Regions from separate parts of the Homo sapiens genome. Here region 2 is linked to region 1. Evidence: read pairs that join two places in POLR2A ChIA-PET (ENCODE). Cell type or tissue: PC-9. All regions are shown on one strand. Each heading gives the region's core, and the rest is flanking DNA. Links, peaks and the distances in the headings are about the cores only.

What was found. ChIA-PET counts read pairs that join two places held together with the same protein. Peaks named below come from ENCODE experiments on the same cell type or tissue, not always from the same donor. Only the 100,000 strongest peaks of a DNase experiment are listed, where the experiment ranks them.
Region 2: POLR2A ChIA-PET joins it to region 1 with 6 read pairs; 2 of 35 experiments call an interaction of 5 or more read pairs at or near these places.

What each region holds. Positions count from the first base shown.
Region 1 is chr14:77,120,622-77,125,986 of GRCh38, forward strand. No RefSeq gene overlaps it. Among named protein-coding and RNA genes, the nearest start is that of ZDHHC22, 18 kb to the right of the region's middle. RefSeq lists enhancers at 232-431, 442-501, 512-741, 1,122-1,301 and a silencer at 4,389-4,618. In PC-9, for the core only: CTCF peaks have their summits at 4,379 and 4,734; a DNase peak (open chromatin) is centred at 3,140; H3K4me3 peaks cover 485 bases; H3K27ac peaks cover 610 bases; H3K27me3 peaks cover 1,124 bases.
Region 2 is chr14:77,005,339-77,010,703 of GRCh38, forward strand. No RefSeq gene overlaps it. Among named protein-coding and RNA genes, the nearest start is that of IRF2BPL, 21 kb to the right of the region's middle. RefSeq lists an enhancer at 2,058-2,587. In PC-9, for the core only: no CTCF peak of the experiment used is centred there; DNase peaks (open chromatin) are centred at 693, 2,743 and 3,893; H3K4me3 peaks cover 1,371 bases; H3K27ac peaks cover 4,479 bases.

The sequences.
Region 1 (5,365 bases), core at 218-5,217:
GCTGGTCTCGAACTCCCAACCTCAGGTGATCCGCCCACCTCAGCCTCCCAAAGTGCTGGGATTACAGACATGAGCCACCGTGCCTGGCCCCCCTTTATTCTTAAAACACATGGCTTTCCTATCTCTTTCTAAAGGATGGTTATGCAAGACAGAATTGCTTGAAAGAACAGTCTGTATGGTTCCTGCCTTAAATTACAGCAGCTGGAGGAGATGAGTTGAGCAAAAAAGCAAGAAGGGCCCATAGAATATGAAGATAACCCAGGGAGTGGGAGGAAGCTGTTAGAATATGAAGGAGAATGAAAACCGAAAGTGGGATCCTGCGGCCAGCCCTTGTGAGGGCCCTGGCAGGTGGAGTGATTATTATCCTTCCAGCAAGGCAGTCAGAGTGGCTGGAGAGCATGAGAGTAAAAATAGCTGCCGTTACATTTCCTACAGACTCACTAGATCCCAAAAATTGCAGTGGCCTTGGAAGCATGTTTGTTCATCCTGGTGTCTTTATAACAGAAGAGAGCAAAGGCCTCCATTCTCTGGGGACAGCCCACAAAGCCCCTGCCTGCTGGGTGGACAGATGGGAGCGCTTGGCATGGGGCCTGCCCTTCATTTGAGGGTGAGAGTGAAAAACCAGAAGCCCTGAAAAATCAAGACCTGCCACCACTTGTAGATGGTAAACCACAATAATCATGTCTCTACAGAGAGCTGGGTTGAAATTATCATCTCCACTCAACCCTTGCACAAGTGAGTACATTGCCCAGTCAGGGGAAGAGAAGAAGCCTAAAGAAGTTACACACAAATGGAGCACCACAACCTCAACGAGTCCTGCATTGTCTTCAAAAATGGCAGGAAAACTTGGCCCCAGAAGCCTGGTGGTCCTGCTGGTTAACATTTCATTCTGCTTCCCCTCTGAGCTCCAGCAAGGTTTCTGGGCCTCTCCTCTCATCACTGGGCTGCTCAGGAAATGCAAATGAGTTTCACTTCAGCAAAACACAGAGAAAGGGCAGTGAACCGTCACAACAAACAGCCCCGGATACCCACAGCCCGACAAAACAGTGACAGGCATGGTTTAGACTGTGTGTTTTCAATAATGGTCCCCTGGGCTCTCACAGGCCGAGAGAGTGAACTTCAAGGTGAAAGCCTTTTATTTTTTTGAAAGGATATCCAAGTTGATGCTTGTCTTGGCAAGGTGTATTTAGAAGTATCATGCTTTCCAGCCTGTGCTGATTTTATTCTTGAAGCATTTTATAAACATCAATTGTGCCGTGAAGCTCCTAGCTAGTAAATTACTAACATTGCTGATTGTACTAGTCAGGTTGGGCTGCAGTGACAATGTCACTTCTGCTCAGCCCGTGGCCAAGACTGGCTCCTGGCCCCACCAGTTGCATGGGGATCAGGACATGTGGGACAGTATGCACTGAATGATTTAAAAAAAAAAAAGTCAACATGGCAGAAATATTTAATTCAAGGGAAAAAAAGGTTCTTGGACCCACAGGATCAGAGGTGAGCAGGCACCAGTCAACACAAGGCCACAGGTCAGCCCTGGGGTAGGTCCCACTTTGGGGACCTTTAAAAATCCTCAAAAACATGGTCCTTGTCACTCAGATTTTCACACCTTTCCTCCCAAAATTGTATTCCAAAACCCGAACATTTCTCCTTCTTCTGAAAGTATTAATGATTCCTGCAGCTTACCTGACCAAAGCATTGTCATTATTATTTCAAGGAAACACATTTTCAACACGTTTATGTCCCAGCTGCTGACTGAGCTGTGGATATAAAATGGTGGCTAAAACAGACCTGGTCCCTCCTTCTAGTCTTGTGGGAGGTAGCAATGACAATCAGTTAGTCAATTGCCCCTTTGACAGTTTTGGTCTCTGTAGGTCTTAAACATCCAAAGCTGGGTGCGTAAGCCTAGACAAGGTGATATGTCCTACTCATTTCAAAGATAATGCTTTAATAACCTTTGGGGTTAGCACCCTTTGATTAGGGCAAGAGTCCTTAATATGAAACTATAAGTCCACCCCAACACACCCAAGCACACTAGGAGGGAGTTAGCAGCAGCAGATTATCCCGTTGAGCGACCCACCTTCAGACTTCTGAGCTCACCCACAACAACAGCACCTGCATCTGCTTTCCCCAGCTGCCGCCAGCATAAGCATACACATGACCCCTTGCTTGACTTACCCTAGTCCTGGCTCTGGCTGCAACAAACAGTTGTTGAGGCCCAGGTCTATAGAAAGATACATGTGGTCCCTGGCCTTGGAGCCTAGGCATCTGAGCCAGGAGTCATGACCCACAGGAAAAGTAGTGACGCAAGGTTGTGCCTGGTGCCCAAGGAAAATCACAGACCAGAGCTGCAGGAGCTCCCTGAGACCTTGAGAGGAACTCACGATGATTGAGATCTAAGTAGTGATTGAGATCTCAGCCTTGGCATAGGGTAGAGCTTCCATAAGCTGTCCGTGCCTGGTCAGCCATTTGCAAACAGCCCTTTCATTTGAGATGAAGAACACAACTTTTAGGGATTATTTCAGTTACATAGAGACAACATAGGAGAGCAGTAATGTGAGCAGAGGGGTTTTAAGGGAGTTCACCTGATACAGGTATAGAGAGGAAGGGGAATAGCGTTTTAGCCAAAGGAAAGAGCAGGAGTACAGACATCTTGGTGAGATGGAAATATCATGGCTTTAGATCTTGATCTGGTCTCTGTGTGATCCTAGCAAGTTATATAACCTCTCTGCACCTTGTTTCCTCATTTGTTAAGTTACCGTCAACTCTGAAATATTGTTGTGCCTTAATGTACAGTATATAGTACAGTGGCCTCACATGGTGGGTGCTCAGTAAACAATAATAAGATTGCTACTGCAAGTGAATTGTGCCATTCCAAGAACAAGGACTGGGCTCTCTGAGCTGGCTTCAGTCCAAGGCCAGCCTTCCACTTTGTACATACAGGCAGTGGCCAGCAAAACAACCCAGCTCCCTGCCTACCTCTGGCACCCTGCTGCACCCAGAACAGAGCCCCTCCTTTGCACACACCCTGCAGAATACCTGCCAAGCATGCGCTCCAGCTCTCCCCAGCCTGTCCCAGTCCTCACCCTCCTTTAGAGTTATACAGCTGGTGGGTGGGGAGCTATGGAGGAATCAGCCCTACCCTAGCCAGATCCAGCCTCCTAGCTGGCCCAGCCTCCTAGCTGGTGACTCAGCCTCCAGGCTCCTGCACAATCTGTCCTCCACACCTGCATCAGGTGAACTTCCTCAAACCTCTGCTCACTTACTGCCTTCCTCGGACACCTCCCCTATAGCGGTTCTAGCCTTGACTGTGTAGCAGAAACCTCTAGGGAGCTTTGAACATGCACAGGTCACATCCCAGACCTGTCAGACTCTGGGGAAAAGACCTGCCTTCCCCCACCCCCATGGATATTCTCTAAAGCTCCTCAGGGGATTGCAGATAGGCAGACAAAGCTGGGAATAATTGCAGTGGGTCCCTTGTGGGGGATTGGACTTGGGGCTGGGGTGAGGAGGCGTGGGGACCAGTTCCACACAGCGAAGTAACTGTCATCTGCAGTATCGCCAACACCTGGGAGCCTATGAGAAATGCAGAGTCACAGGCCCTGCTGATTCAGAATCTACATTTTACCAAAGTCCCCAGTGTTTCCCCGCACTGTCGAGTTTCATTAACACTGGCACCAGCTTTTACTAATTGCTCACGGTGCTCCAAGTGCACAGCCAGGTGTTTTACACACACCATCTCATTTAATCCTCACACCCCTCAGCTATGAGCACCCCCTTTGACAAACAAGGAAAAATCTGCCGTTCCTTCAACAAATCCTTCCTGAGCACCCACGTGCGAGGCTCTGTGCTAGAGACTGAGAATGAAAAACGGGCGCTCCCCTGCTGGGGAAGAGCTCAGAAGCCAATGGGATGTGGATTTCAATGTCTTCCCAGCTGTGTGTTCCTGGGCGACTTTCTCAGCCTCTCTGAGCTCGTTTCCTTTTCCTCTTCCGCCGAACAGGGCTAAAAATCACACCGCACAGGGCTTGGTGCCTTCCCTAAGCTAAGTACTCACTCACCAGGCCTGGTTCTAGCGGGAGCTCAGGAATGGTCGCTATTGTGACAAATAGAAAACCCGCCAGGAGACAGAGAGGAGGTGGGTCCCTGGACCGCGGTGGCACATGAGGGCTAAGAACCTCCCAGGAGGGGCTGGGCTCGGAGCGCGCTCTCGGAGACGCGGTGATGCGCGGGGCCCGGGCCGTGGACAAGACTGCAGTGTCCTGCACTACCTGCCGCCCACTCATCAGGCCGATTCTCCTCACCTTACGCTTAGATGAGTTTCGAGTAAGACCACTGCTGGCATCAAGAGTCTGGGCCCATGATCTCGCCCTTTCGGGCTAGGCGAGGCAGACCCAGGTTGGCTGCGGCCCGCGGTCCCCGCGCAGCCAACACTGGCAGCCAAGCGCGGGGCGCGCGCGCCGGGAGAGTGGAGCGCGGAGGCCCGACGGCGCCCCCTCCCGGCGGGCCCGAGCCACGGCCGCGGGCTCTGGCGGGTGCCGGGGAGGCCACGCGCGACGGCGTCGCAGCCGGAGCCCAGACAGACGCCCCACGCTGCGCGGCCTTCATCCCACGGCTGGGGCGATGGAAAGGTGGTCCCGACACGCGCAGGGGTCTGAGGAATCGGCTTCGGGATTCTGTGGTCTTTGTGGTCCGCAGCCGGCACCACTGCTTCCTGTAATTTAATTTTCTCTCCCGAAAGCGTTGCTAATTAAATCCTTTCTCCGGCGAGCCGTCGCCCCCCGCCCCTGCTAGTCTGTTTATTAAGTACCCGGCACCTGCGAGGGAATTTTTGCCCTCGGCGGCCGGCGGGTCAGGTGGAGGGGCCGCGCTGCCCCTTAGCTGCGCCTCCTGGCTTCCTTCCCCAGGTCTCCTCCCTCTCTTTCCACCTGGAACAAGACAGCAATCCTTGAGGTCTTTGAGCAAACGCAAGAACCGTCCTTCTCCTGCTGCTGGTGACCTCTGCTGCTTGGGGCATCCAATTCATGTCAGTTCCCCTCCCCTGTCTTTCCAGCTGTTCAGTCGTATTCCCACTTCCCACCACCATCTCCCCGCACCGCACGCTGGCCACGTGGAAGGTTTGCGGAATGGGGCCCAGGGGCTTGTGGAAGGTCACGCAGCCCATCCAGGGCACAGTCGGAACTAAAACTGAGCCCTCTTGAAGCTTGGCTTTCAGGGGTCACAAACTCAAAGCCTTCAGGGGCCAGATAGCCAAGGGTAGAGTGTGGGGTGGCTCTGGGTTGGGCAATGGTTGGGGGAGTCTGTGGCAAAGTAAAAGGTATGTGCCCCATTGAGGGCCAGGTGTGTGCAATCCTCGCCAAGTCTAAGA
Region 2 (5,365 bases), core at 170-5,169, 120 kb before region 1:
AACAGGGCACCGGTAAAGCAATTCACTGGGTAAAGCACTTCACGGACCCACCTGTATCCTCCCTCCGTAGCTCAGGAGTATCAGGGCTCCAGGACAACATTTCCTTTACCAGCAGCCTCCTTGTCTTCAGCCATCACTCACCCTAGGACCCTCAATAACCTGCACATTGATTTTTTCCTTTAGGAAGGCAATGGCATTAGCATCATAATTGACATTGCAGATACTTTACCATTCAGAATCATCTATTGTCTCATTTGATCCCCCTTATAATGCTTTCAAGGAGGCACTGGTCTTCCTACTTGACAGAAGAGAAATTCAAGGCTCAGAGTGACTTGCCCAGGGTCACTATACAGAAGAAATGTGTGTGTGTGTTTTTGTTTGTTTGTTGTTTTTTGAGACAGGGTCTCACTGTGTTGCCCAGGCTGAGTGCAGTGGCATAATCACAGCTCACTGCAGCCTCGACTCCCTGGGCTCAAGTGATCCTCCTGCCTCAGTCTCTAGAGTTGCTGGGACTACAGGTGTGTGGCACTGTACCCGGCCAATTTTTTATTTTTTGTAGAGATGGGGTTTCACTATGTTGCCCACCCTGGTCTCGAACTCCTGGACACAAGTGATCCTCTCACCTCGGCTTCCCAAAGTGCTCGGATTACAAGCATGAGTCACTGCACTTGGCCTACAGAAAAAATTTGAACCTCCTTGTGTCCAATCCCAATGCCCGAATCCAATCCAAACACCTCATCTCTGAATTTTACAGCCTTTTCTGGGGGAGCACTTGCTTAGGAAAGAAACATTCAACCTTAAACCACCAGGGCAACGGGGACAAAGCTAAAACTCCAAAAAGGGCAGAAGAAGAAAAAACAGCAATCTCACACACCACTCTCAGCCCACGTCCACACCTTCTCCCTCCCTAAGCCTTCCACCAGCTTTGCTGTCAGTTAACACTATTTGAGCCCAACCCCCGACCTCAGCTTCAGAATGTGAACCCACAGCCTTTGCCCTCCCCAGAGAGACACCAGGCCAACTGGCCTGAAGCCCACCGCCCAAGACTGCAGAGAAGGCTGGACAGAAAAGATGGAAGGTTGGATTAAATCCCTTGAAGATGGGATCGTGTGAGTGTCCAGATTCGGCCATAATTTTTTTTTTTTTTTTGAGATGGAGTCTCGCACTGTCGCCCAGCCCGGGTACAATCTTGGCTCACCACAACATCTCTCTTCCAGGTTCAAGTGATTCTCCTGCTTCAGCCTTCTGAGTAGCTGGGATTACAGGCACCTGCCACCACACCCGGCTAAATTTTTTTTTTTTTTTGTATTTTTAGTAGAGATGGGGTTTCACTATGTCGGCCAGGGCTGGTCTCGAACTCCTGACCTTGTGATGAACCCGCCTTGGCCTCCCAAAGTGCTGGGATTACAGGCTTGAGCCACTGCGCCTGGCCTGACTGTAATTAAGAACATGGGCCTGCAGCAGAAAACCCTGGGTTCAAAGGCGAGCTCTACTTCCTCCTGGTTGGGAGACATAGTTCCTTAACTACCCTGTGCCTCAGTTCCTTTCTCTGTAAAATAGGGGAACACTAGTATCCACTGATGGGTGCTGGAAGGATGGAATGAGATTGAGACATGGTCTCGCTCTGCTGGCCAGGCTGAGTGCAATGGTGCGATCACGGCTTACTGCAGCCTCTACTTCCTGGGCTCGTGATCCCCTGCCTCAGTTGCTGCAGCTGTGCCATATACTGACAGCTCAGTCCTTGAGCTTGTGGGGCTGCAGGAGCAAGGGATTGGGTGGAAGACTAACGGGTCAGCCCTGGGTCAGCTGGACTGAGCCTTAAGCCAGTTCATTAAGGCTCTCAGCCTCAAGGTCTGTTCTCTATGGAAGGCCTCAGAATACTTTGCAGGGCTGTTTTGAGGCTTGGAAATCACGTAGGGGGAGTACCCTGCATCTGTAAAGTACTCAGACACACAAAGCCTTTCCTTCTCTCCCCTGCAATGTGACATTTCCTTCAGAAAACATTGTAGGAAAGCTTTGCTTTATTGGCAAGAAGAATAAATGGCATAGTATGCACAGAGCTGGATGCTCAATAAACATCCGTTCCCTTGGAGAGGCGAAAGGGAGAACAGCTTGATGGACGCTGGGAGGGAGAAAAACAGAAAAAGAGAGTGGGCGGGGTCGGGCAAGCAGAGGATGACGAAGGTGCGTCCTGACATGATCATGGGCAGGGCTGGGCGGGCAGGGGATGGCGAAGGTGCCCTGACATGATCGGGAAACGCTCCTGGCGAGTAGGGGATCCTTGGCAGGGAAGAAGAGAGGGTTGTCCTCATGCCTTGCTCTTGAGGAAAAGGTGGCAGCAAGAACAAGGCCAAAGGCTCCATTCCACCTGTGCTTGTTTGCTGGAGACCTTGTGACACCGCTTGCCCCTTTCTGGGCCTGTTTTCTCTTTGCGAAACAAAAGGCTCTGGAAGGTGCCTCCCACCCGGAATTATGCAGGGTACTCCCCGGCCAGCCTTGTTCGCTGGGATACCCCACCATTTTGCTAAGGTGGGCTGTTGTCACCTATGCATAGCCCTCTGCCTGCCTCCTCTGTCCCCCACCACTGTACCCTCCTACCCTCTCCTTCCCAGACATGAGGGTTTTATTTTTAACCAGAGTTTACAAGCAGGATCTGGAAAAGCCAGTTTGTGGAAGATGTTCCAGCACTGGCTGGCTCCCTCCCCCACAGTGGGAGGGAGAGTGGCTCGGGCAGCCCTTGGCCAGGCAGGGAGACCTGCCCAACAGGTGTGGGTGAAGGGCAGCAGGCCCAGGGACTAACAGCCCAGCCATCCTTGCCAGCTGCAGAACTGGAAGGGGGCCCAGATTGACCCTGGCTGCTCTGGAGGGGAGGAGAGGTTGCCCTATGGCAGGGGTGGAAGCAGCAGAACCTTCTGGGCTTTGCTGATGTCTCCTCCCCTATGGGGACTGATTGGCCCAGGGCTTCCCTCTCTCCCTGGGGACATCTCTGGGCAGAGTGGCCCAATGCCCTGCTATTGCAAGCCAGCCCTCTCCTTCTCGGGCACCAGGGAGGGGGCAGGCAAGGCCAGGTTCCCCGGTAGGCAGATTAAGTGTGTTCTCAGGCCACTGGCAGCAAAAGGCCATCAACAAAGTGTTTTGGTTTGGTTTTGCTTTTTTAAGAGCTAATATTTCATACTTCAAAAATAGCAAGGAAGTAGTCATCCTGGGGAAAATCAAAACTTTGTTGGACTTCCTGACACTTATTTTAAGGCTTAGGATTATTTTATTTGGAATTTGTGTGTGAGTGAGTGGGGGAGGTACACCTTAATCCTTCAGCTCTTAAGGCTGCTAAAGGTCTTAATCCAGCTCAGGGAAAATCAAGGATCAGAAAGGGGGTGGGGACCCTGAGGCGTTGAGGAGGAGGGAGTATGTGGCCTCAACCTATAGCTCTATACCCTAGAGGGGAAGGCTTTCTGCAGAAAGGGGACACTGCCGTATTATTTTTAAAGGAGAGCTGGTCTAGCCCAGCCAGAGGTGTGCAGTGTGATGCCTGCGTTGGTGTGAAGAGGATCTCGGGAAATCAAGGTGTGAGTTCTTGCAGGGGGAACAAGGAGCAGGGGCACTCAGGGCCTGGGAACAAGGCCTGGCAGCCTGGAATTGCCACCCCTGGGCCAGAGCTGGGATTTGGTCACTCTGGAAATGGTAAGCCTCTTGGCCAGAGGTGGCCAAAGACAGTTGTCACTTTGGAGGGGGAGCTGACAGCCCATTTCCTGGAAGATGGTTCCAAGGATGCCACTCAGCTCTGAGCCCCTGGAGGCAGGGCAGGGCTCAATGCCTCTTCCCCCATAGCCTGCTGCAATGGAGCACATTACTCACAACCCAACTCCGTTCCTGCCGCAGCCAGAGACTCAACAACAAATGTTTGCTAAGCACCTACTTGCTCCAGGCACTTTTTGTACCTCATTGTAACCCTCAAGTTACCTGTGGTATGGTTGAGCTACCCCATGTTCAGATGAGGAAACAGGCTCCGAGACACTGAGCTCACTGAAGAGCACATCACTGGCAGGAGGCAGGGTTAGGATACAAACCCAGTTGTCTGACACTGCCCAGCATGCTTTACTTCACACCCACTGGTCTCACCCCTGCTCAGGCCTCCAGAGGGGCAAAGCCACAAGCTCTCCTGCTTCAACCCTCTTTGCCTAGCCAGGCACCTCTCAACTTCTACCACGGCGAGGAGCCTCCAACATTATGAGCGAGGAGACACACAAGCACTCCAGGTCCCAGAACCAGCTCCATAATTTTCTGGGCACAATGCAAAATGAAAACGCAAAGCCCCTTGTTCCAAATGATCAAGAATTGCAAGACAGTGATAGCAGAACATTCAACCATCTCTTTTGAATGTCGGACCGCTTGTGAGTGCACAGGTCCACACCCATGAAGGCAGTCCTGCACAGAACCCACACTGTCCCCCAAATAAACTCCTCCCTTACCTGGGAAATTACATATCCCAGACATAAGGCAAGTACGATTGCCATGGGCCTTGGGAAGCAAGTCCTCCACTGACCTGGAGGCCCCACCACCATCCTCAGGCACTCTTGACCTCACCTCTCATCTTCCAGGTCACATCTGCATGTAACCAGGGGCTACCCCATAGCCCCCGACAATCTATCATCCCTAAAGAACTGACTTGGATGGAGTGAGGCAGTGAGCCTCTCTACTCTCCTCCCCTTTTCTGACTAATTAATCCTAGCACCTCTTCCTTGACCCATTCCTTGATCCTTGCTGGAGACAACCTCTTTCCTCATCTGACCAACATTTACTGAGCATCTAGGCACTGTGCGAAGGCTTCAGGACTAATACTACTAATTTCACTCTAGAACAGCACCGGCCCCTGCTGGGAGCTCCATCAGCATTTGTAGAAGTGGTGGAAGTAGCTGCCTAATGAGTGGCACCTGGTGTCAGGCAAGGAGCTGAGCTGGGCACACCTGCTCACAGACATGGTCTCATTTAATCCTCGCCACAGCCCAGCAAGGTGGGCATCACTGCCGCCTTGGGCCTAAGAGGAGGCTGAGGCTCTCAGAGTAATGTGCAGAAGGTTCCATAGCTACTGAGTAGAGCAAAGAGACCAGGGTCTGGTCCCAAAGGCTTCTTCAGCTCTACCGCAAATTGCTCCTAAACTTTCCTGCAAGGAGTCCTGTCTGGTCAGGAGAGCACCCATAAATAAATATTACAGAAAAGTCCTGAGGGGTCCCTGCAAGTCTCTCCATCTCTCCATTCTGGCTTCCTCCCTCTGCTCCCAGTGTAAGTGGGGCCCCAGTTCTGTCCCAGGTGCATCCCCCTCCAAGCTCTCTATGTACCAAGCCCCACTCTAGAGTTTTATGGGCAC